2 separate regions of the Homo sapiens genome follow, and region 1 is linked to region 2. The links are chromatin contacts, found by Hi-C or POLR2A ChIA-PET in ENCODE. All regions are on one chromosome and are shown on one strand. The core of a region is the stretch at or near the end of the contact, and the rest is flanking DNA. Distances in the headings are between cores, read along the strand shown. Region 1 has its middle 4.1 kb from the start of MIR4645. Region 2 has its middle 23 kb from the start of SERPINB1.

Region 1 (4,468 bases), core at 474-2,973, 39 kb after region 2:
TCAAAAATGCAATGCAATCTAATTGCGCTATTCCGAAGTTAAGCATAGGATTTAGAAAACATTCTTATGGCATTTCTTTCATGGAACATGAGCTTAACTTTTATCATTAAAGTAATTTCTGTCCGTCTTTTCAGTGTATCTGTCTCTGTGACTCTAAGTATAGTAAGATTACTAGGAAATAATTTCAACATTTTAACTTTGAGGCCCTATGTGAGGCCCAAGATAAGCCCCACGCACCCCCATTCCCAGCCACAGGCTCTGCTGCCTGGCACCTCAAGGTCTGGACCCTGTACAGGGCTCCCACATGTCGACACAAGCTCCCATGTGTCACCTGTGCCTAGTAGAGAGGTGTATATTGCAACAAAAACTACAAATCAAAACAGGGCTGCAGCTCAAGAATCTTCAAGTTTCCTGTACCCCACCACTGGTTTAAGACAAGGATCAAGTTCATTTCAAGTAACTTATTAGTTACTAGTTAGTAATTGGTGGTAATTTCTTTTTTTTCTTTTTTTTTTAGATGGAGTCTCACCCTGTTGCCCAGGCTGGAGTGCAGTGGCACGATCTTGGCTCACTGCAAGCTCCACCTCCCGAGTTCAAGCCATTCTCCTGCCTCAGCCTCCCCAAGTATCTGGGACTACAGGTGCCTGCCACCATGCCTGGCTAATTTTTGTATTTCTAGTAGAGACAGGGTTTCAGCATGTTGGCCAGGCTGGTCTCGAACTCCTGACCTAAGGTGATCCACCCACCTTGGCCTCCCAAAGTGCTGAGATTACAGGCGTGAGCCACTGTACCCAGCCGATAATTTCATAGATTATCAGCTACCCTGCACATATTCATGTATTGCTTGTCAGTTGACAGGAAAGAGTCTTATCTTATTGGCCAAGAATTTAGCCGGCATCTTTGATCCCATCAGCAGTTTTGCACTTGATATTTGAGGAGTTTCAAAATGCTAGGAGGCTTTGATATTTTCTTTCACCTCAAAACGAAAATGAAACATGGTCCAAAAAGTTTGCGCTAAGACCAAATGGCCAGTGCAATTTGTACAAAGAGTTAACACTGTCCTTTTGGATTTTCAGAAAAAGAGCAAGTAACCTTTATGGAGACTGAAACCATAGCCATTTCCATGGAAGGTTGGGGCAAGAAGCCCTATTTTCAATTTGCTCACACAGAGGCTCTTCATGGGAAGGCCAGACTGCCATGGATGAAACATACAGCGGGGATGTATCCGAACACCGTCTCCTGGCCTGTGAAACAGACCAAGAAGTCCCCTTGGAGTTAGAGGGGCCTCTGTGAGCCCTGAGAGATGCTGCAGCCCAAGGAAGACATGGGAGGAGGCACTAAGCAGTGTCCCAGGAAGTCACATAAAGAAAACATCATTGGCTGCGCTGCTGCAAATCTGTGTCTGGGAGTTTGGGCCAGGGTGAGAGGGTCGCAGGCTCTGGGCGAGGTTTAGGAAGCAGGAAAGAGGAGTGGACCCGCTGGAAGCCAGAGGACAAGGTGGACGGGGTACAAGGAAAGGGGTCCGCCAAGGGCAGCCTGGGAGGACCCTCCTTGATCATGAAAAAAATGAGCAAACGGACACAAATGTCTTTTCAAAAAAGATGCCAAAGGTTGGCCTCAGCAAAGTCCCCTGAAGCATCCCCTTCTTGCTTTCCCTGAGAAGCTAGATTCTGCGTGTGGGGTGGGGCATCCGGACTTGGTGGCTTTCCTTCTGAGCTTTCCCCACCTGAGTCATCTGCAAAGGGCAAGGCTGCAGGCGGGAGAGGCCGGTGTGATGTGACCGCCAGCCACGGTCCCCACACCCCTCTCTGAGGGCTGTCCCCTCCACCTCATGCCATGACAGGAAACTTTATGACCTGTTCACTAAAAAATCACTTAAGGATTGGAAAGCACCTGTCTATAAATAAAGGCAAGGGGGCTGCCATTTTAAAATTGGGGGTGAGACTGGTCGTGTGCTCTCGAGTGGGCGGGGACTTACAGTAACTCAGAGGCAGGGCAGTTCAGGAGCTGTACATGAGCAGAGGCCCGGGTGCTTGGAGGCCGGCCAGCGTTGGTGGGCCTTCCTGAGGACAGGGTATTTGAGACATACAACAACAGACATAAGCAAGGTTATGATAAAGCTGCAAACCGTTTTCCTGTTTTCATGGGGGCGTAAAGCTAAAGCAGCACTGAATTAACTCTCGAAGTGGGAGGAGAGATCACTGTTGAGGCGGGAGAGGGGATATGGAAAAGTCTGCGTTAGGACTCAGCTGTGTCTGCCGCCAAGGCAAGGGTAACTAATAGATAACAGGCCTTAAGAATTGCTATCTTTGCTCCTCTTCCTGTCTCCCCCTCTCCCTCCCCCTCCCCCTTCCACCCTGTTTCTCCCTTCCTCTCACCCCCTCTCTGCTTCCTGTACTTTTTTTTTTTTTTTTTTTGAGCCAGAGGCTTGCTTTGTTTCCCAGCCTGGAGTGCAGTGGCGGGATCTGGGCTCACTGCGACCTCTGCCTCCCGGGTTCAAGCAATTCTCCTGCCTCAGCCTCCCGAGTAGCTGGGATTACAGGCACACGCAACCATGCCTGGCTAATTTTTGTAATGTTAGTAGAGATGGGGTTTCACCATATTGGTCAGGCTGGTCTTGATCTCTTGACCTTGTGATCTGCCCACCCCAGCCTCCCAAAGTGCTGGGATTACAGGCATAAGCCACCATGCCTGGTCTCTTCTTTCTTTCATCTGGCTTCTAGAAAAAGAAAGTTCTGCCTCAAGGCCTGGGAAAAATAGTTTGGTTTCATTTTGTTTTTCTCCAGCTGACAGTGGTTCTCTGAGTGAATGCCCCTTTCTCATGGCCCCACCTCTGTTTGACCCACCCTACCTCTTCCCCACACCCAAACCAGCCTCCTTCTGCTGCCAGATCATCCTCGGAGCCAGAGATCCCCGCTGGTTTGGACAATAAACATTTGTTGTGCACTTTCTATTACAGTGCCAAATATCAGGTTAGGTTCTGGGGAGATGAGAAAGGATTAAGCAGTGTCCCAGCCTCCAAGGAGATCATGTGACTCCACTGATCATAAATGATGGCCCTGGAAAAAGTTCCAACTCCTCTTCAGTATGGCTCCAGCTGAATGGCTCTGTCCCCTGCCCCTTCTCTGTCTGGGCTGGTCCCTCTGGTAACTGTCTTATGGGTCTTCTCCCTCCACACCGTCGCTCATGCAGGCCCTTCAGTGTAGTACAGCCTCACAGATGCTCAGCTCAGCAGCCCTTTGCTTGAGCTTTTGGGTTTAACCTCCATCCTCTTCCTGTTGTCTGTATCTCTGCGTCATCAAACATCTAAATTTAAGTCTCCTATCTGTGTGATCTTAGACAAGTGTCTAGTGTCAAGTGTCTAGTGGACAAAGGTTTCTAAACCTTTGTCCTCCATTCCTCATTTGTGAAAGGAAGGTAATGGCTTCCGCTTTGTCCATGGCTTAGAGTTGTTCTAAAAATCAAATAACATGATAAATAAATTTAAAAAAAAACAAGTAAGATAACAAGGGCTGGTCCAGATGTGGAGGAAGGGAACACCTGCACACTGTTGCTGGGAATTTAAATTAGTACAAGCATTCAGGGAAACAGTATGGAAGTCCCGCAAAAAATTAAAAATAGAATTACCGTATGATCCAGCAATTTCACTACTGGGTATATCTCCAAAGGAAATGAAATCCTTACCTTGAAGTGGTATCTACACTCCCATGTTCATTGGAGCACTATTCACAATGGCCAAGATATGAAAACAAGCCAAGTGTCTGTCCATGAATGAATGGCTACAGAAAGTGTGGTATACATATATCTGGTGGAATATTATCCAATCTTAAAAAAAAATTGTCATTTTCGACATGGATGAACTTAGAAAACATTATGCTAAGTGAAATAAACCAGGCCCAGGCACAGAAAGACAAATACTGAATGATTTCATTGATATCTGGAATCTAAACTAGAACTCATGAAAGCAGAGAGTAGAAAGCGGCTTGCCTGGGGCTGGGGAACACGGGAATGGGGAGACGTTGGTCAAAGTGGGAGGTGACAGCGTGCTGGCAGTTCTCAGAGCCCTCTCTTGCTCTCGGCACCTCCTCTGCCTGGGATCCCACTTTGGTGGCATTTGAGGAGCCCTTCGGCCCCCCCACTGCACTGTGGGAGCCCCTTTCTGGGCTGGCCAAGGCTGGAGCCCACTCCCTCAGCTTGCAGGGAGGTGTGGAGGGAGAGGCACGAGCGGGAACCGGGGCTGCGTGCAGCGCTTGCTGGCCAGCTGGAGTTCCGGGTGGACGTGGGCTTGGCGGGCCGCGCACTCGGAGCAGCCGGCCCTGCTGGCCCCGGGCAATGGGGGACTTAGCACCCGGGCCAGCGGCTGCGGAGGGTGTACTGGGTCCCGCAGCAGTGCCAGCCCACCGGCGCTGCGCTCGATTTCTCGCCGGGCCTTAGCTGCCTTCCCGCGGGGCAGGGCTCGGGACCTGCA
Region 2 (4,219 bases), core at 274-2,773:
TCACTTTAAAAATTAAATTCACTTCAAAGTGCTTTTTGATTTATTTTCATTTCCTCTCCTGTGGGTTACTTTAGAGTGCATTGTTTGGTTTTTACATAGAGGATTTTTCTAGATATCTTTCTGTTACTGATTTCTATTGTAATTCTATTGTGGTCAGAAAAAACTTTTTATGATTTGTATAATTTTAAATGTATTAAGACTCGTTTTGTGGTCCAAAATATGGTGTATCTTGCTCAGTGTCCCATGTACCTTGAGAAAAATGTGTATTCTGCTGTTGTTGGATAGACAGAGTGTTCTATACATGTCAATGAGGTCAATTTGGTTGGTAGTGTTGTTCAAGTCTTCTGTATCTTTACTGATTTTCTGTCTGTTTGTTCTTTCATTTATTGAGAGACATGTACTACAATCTCTTACTATAATAGTGGGTTTATCTGTCTCTTCTTTCAGTTCTTTCAGTTTTTGCTCGATGTATTTTGATCTTTTGTTATGTGCATGGACTAGAATTGGTTTAGGAGGAAGAGAATCTGTAGTTCTTTATAGCTTTGTGGTTGATGAGGATTGGGTGCTGGTGAAGAAGAAGGAGGAATCAAAATAAGTCTGTATTGTCTGGTATCTGTGCATTCAGGTATTTATGTAAGTCATTAGAAAACTAGGGTGCTCAAATTAGGGACAGTCTTAGGGCCAGTGTTTTCTCCAAAGTCTGTGCTTCAGGCCTGTTATTTTGTCATTTTATCCAGAGTGCAGTGCCTTCATTCTGTCTTTCTTGCCACTCATATTTCACTCTCAGATTCTTCATTCCTACAAAGATATAAATGACTAATCTTTACTAAGATGTAAAAGGTGGCTAAAGACCATCATTCCTGTAGTAAGCATTTTTATAGTAAAGAAGACTCAAGATTTTAAGGTAACAGGGTGTAGCTTAGCCATGGAATTTCAGGCATTAGTCAGAGTTACATAAGCAAGATCTCCGGAAGCAGAGGAACTGGACTCCTCCGGGAACAGCTATAGACTATCAACATTTCTTCTTGGCTTAGATGAGCCTGGTTTCAGGTACAATAAACACTCAGTGTTCCCAAATCCTCCAACATTTTTACCACTATAAAAAGGAAACACGCCTTGTTGATTTGTGTTGAAAATTCAAAGGTTATCATAACCTTCCTGCTCTCCAGGAAAATCCAGTTCTGACCAAATCACTTACAGCACATGAACCTGAACGCTGAAAGTTTATTTTTGCTTTCCCCCAGTATAACTGCTTGCTCTGCCACAGACCTCACAGGTGGCATTTTCAAAAATCATTAGGAATTTTGACCCATAATGCTTCAAACTCAAACCAAAGCTGAGACTGCAGAAATAGCAGTAAAATATCCAGCATCTTATCTTATAATTAAGCTTGATGAATCTATCACTTTTTACTTCTGCTGCCTCATAATTCAGGAATGTAAAGGGACTTTATTTTGTGTGGGAGAGAGCAGAATATGGATAGATTTGCTGAAGTTACTGAGACAATGATAAGAGGAGAAATGAAATCAACAAGGAAGCTGTTGCCCGGCAACATGGTTGGTTTCAAAGAGACAGAGCAACCTTCGGTAATAACCATGAGCAATCTATGAAAATAACTCATGAATCCCTGAGTTAGAAAATATATATGTTGTGATTGGGTTAGGCTAAATACTTCCCCCAAAGAACCAAAGCATCTAGCTGTCCCGTTCTGTTCCATAAATATGAACTGTGCTTCCTGCCTAGGATCCCTCCCATTTGGAGTGCAGTCTCTGCCAGCTGGGACATTTTGTGGCTTTTGTATTTTTATATTTTGTTTTTATTACAAACCTGGTCTGTGTGTAATATTTTTACTCAGCACAATGAACTGCAGTGATGTGATGTATCCAAATTATGCCAGATACCTTGTTTTGCCTGCCTGGTGAAGCTTTGCTGGCTTGATCACCAGCATTTGGCCAGTGTGTCCCATCCCTTAACAGGACCATGAACACTAGTGAGGACCACAGGGTGGTATAGCTTGAAGGACCCTTACAGAACATTCTTCATTTTTGCCCATGGGGAATATGGCTTCTATGTCTGATACGCTAACGGCCATCTCCTTTTGCTCTTTGAGTCAACAGCTCCAAATAGAATCTGGTCTTTATGTCATACCCTGCCCTGTCTTTTTCCTCTGTTAAAGGACTCCTTGCCAGCAAGGACTCCACTATACTTATTCCTGGTCCCCAGCCACGAGCACAGTTTCCAGTATTCAGAAACATTAATACGTGGATCTGAGCAACAATCTTCAAGATGCGTAGTAGATTTTGGTCTGCCACAGGCTGCCTTAAGCACATGAAGAAGTGTCACACCTCCCTCACCAGCCTGAGTTATGCTGGGGGCAGTAAAGTGGGTAAGAGCACAGACTTTGCAAAAAACAACTAATGCTGGTGAGGCTGAGGAGAAAAGGGAAAATTTATACACTGCTGGTGAGAATGTGTATTAGTTCAGCCACTGTAGAAAGCAGCTTGGAGACTTCTCAAAGAACCTAAAACAGAACTACCAAGTGACCCAGCAATCCCATTAATGGGTATATACCCAAAGGAAAACAAATCAATCTATAAGACAGACACGTGCTCTCGGATGTTTATTGCAGCACTATTCATAATAGCAACGATATGGATTCAACCCAGGTGCCCATCAACAGTGGATTAGATAATGAAAATATGGTATACACACACCCCAAACCTAAGTATCATGCAATACATTCATGGAACAAACCTGCAGATGCACCCCTGAATCCAAAATAAAATTATTTTTTAAAGGATGAAAATAGATAAGTAAATACAAATTAAAAAAAGAAAAGAGCACAGGCTTTGGGGCCAGACAGTCTATGTTGAACCCTGGCCCTTTGTGACTGTTGGCAACGTGCCTAACATCGTGTGTCTCAGTGTCACCGTCCGTAAAATGAGGACGCAGGTCATACCCAATTCATCAGATTGTTGAGAGGATTAAATACGCTCCTAGAACTTAGAAAAGTTCCTGTCACTTCAGCACTTTGTAGTATGAGATATTATCTTCCTTTTAGAGTTCAATCTATGTCAATGTCATTGTTGATCATGTCAACGCAAAGCCTCCTCAGGGTGACAGATTGGAATTTGGAAGGGCTGTGCTCAAAACTAAAGCCAAAGGAAACAGGGAGTGGGTAGGTTTGGGGGAACACAGGCACCTTTCATTTTCTTTAGGGTTTTTACTTTCCTCCCATGATCCACTTGATTGCTGGCTTGGTGATTCTTAGCAAAATAAATTAAGCAATTGTTTGGCTTTTATTCACTGGGGTTTTCTATGTCAGTGCTGATTTTGACATATAATAAAAGTAAGCTTTTATTTTTTCTAAAAAGTAACAAGCAAAGAGGCCTTCCTGAGAGTTTGACGGATCATCATGACAAAACTGTGGTTCAACTGTTCAGGAAGAGAATGGTTTCCTGCTTAACTGGTGCTGGATTGCTCATATCTAGAAGGGTTTGTTAACATCCAAGAGAAAACAGCAGGCTAGGGAAAGAAAAACCAAAGATGGCTAGAATTTGCTACAAACTCGTATCCACCTAAAAGCCAAATATAGAACTTTAGTCCTAAAGGATTTACTTTCTTCACAAGGGTAGTTGGTCATTCAAAATAGATTGATCATGGACGCCACACACATGTATACACAAAATATAACTAAGAAAATTAAGACAGTATATAGATAAAATTCCTCTACGCTCTTTAGAAGGGGTCTGTGGCCTCTGAGGTGCTGGAAGAATTGGATTTCTTGATCTGGGTGCTGAATACATGGGTGTGTTGATTTTTTTTTTCATTTGTTTGTAAAGAGTTTTCTAAGTTTTGTGAAGTCAAATAAAGGCATTCCCTTACTAGAAAAATGGATGCTTGCAATGATTAAATAAAACAAACATCATCAAAGAGCAAAGAGGGCCCGGTGCAGTGGCTCACGCCTGTAATGCCAGCACTTTGGGAGGCCAAGGTGGGTGGATCACGAGGTCAGGAGATCGAGAACATCCTGGCTAACACAGTATAATCCCATCTCTACTAAAAATACAAAAAATTAGCCGGACATGGTGGCGTGCGCCTGTAGTCCCAGCTACTTGGGAGGCTGAGGCGGGAGAATCGATTGAACCCATGAGGCAGAGATTGCAGTGAGCCAAGGTCAAGCCACTGCACTCCAGCCTTGATGACGGGGCAAGACTCC

What was found. Hi-C counts contacts between places; a loop is a spot of excess contacts on that map. ChIA-PET counts read pairs that join two places held with the same protein, here RNA polymerase II (POLR2A). Pooled maps may share reads with other maps.
Region 1: a loop to region 2 is called in a pooled map, with 5 times the contacts of the local background. The contact joins two enhancer-like sites. A Hi-C loop is called at or near these places in 10 of 168 maps with a recorded cell type or tissue (Caco-2, HCT116, HepG2 and 7 more), 1 of 37 single-sample maps with no recorded cell type and 12 of 50 pooled maps. POLR2A ChIA-PET finds 5 or more read pairs at or near these places in 25 of 52 experiments (A673, AG04450, BJ and 19 more).

What each region holds. Positions count from the first base shown.
Region 1 is chr6:2,855,933-2,860,400 of GRCh38, forward strand. It overlaps the pseudogene SERPINB9P1. Among named protein-coding and RNA genes, the nearest start is that of MIR4645, 4.1 kb to the left of the region's middle. RefSeq lists an enhancer at 2,647-3,226. Within about 2 kb of position 1,724, at least 23 of the 41 ENCODE cell types and tissues checked have a DNase peak (open chromatin) inside an H3K27ac peak, as active enhancers do; they include PC-3 and endothelial cell of umbilical vein, where a contact is called at or near this core.
Region 2 is chr6:2,817,173-2,821,391 of GRCh38, forward strand. No RefSeq gene overlaps it. Among named protein-coding and RNA genes, the nearest start is that of SERPINB1, 23 kb to the right of the region's middle. Within about 2 kb of position 1,524, at least 9 of the 41 ENCODE cell types and tissues checked have a DNase peak (open chromatin) inside an H3K27ac peak, as active enhancers do; they include PC-3 and endothelial cell of umbilical vein, where a contact is called at or near this core.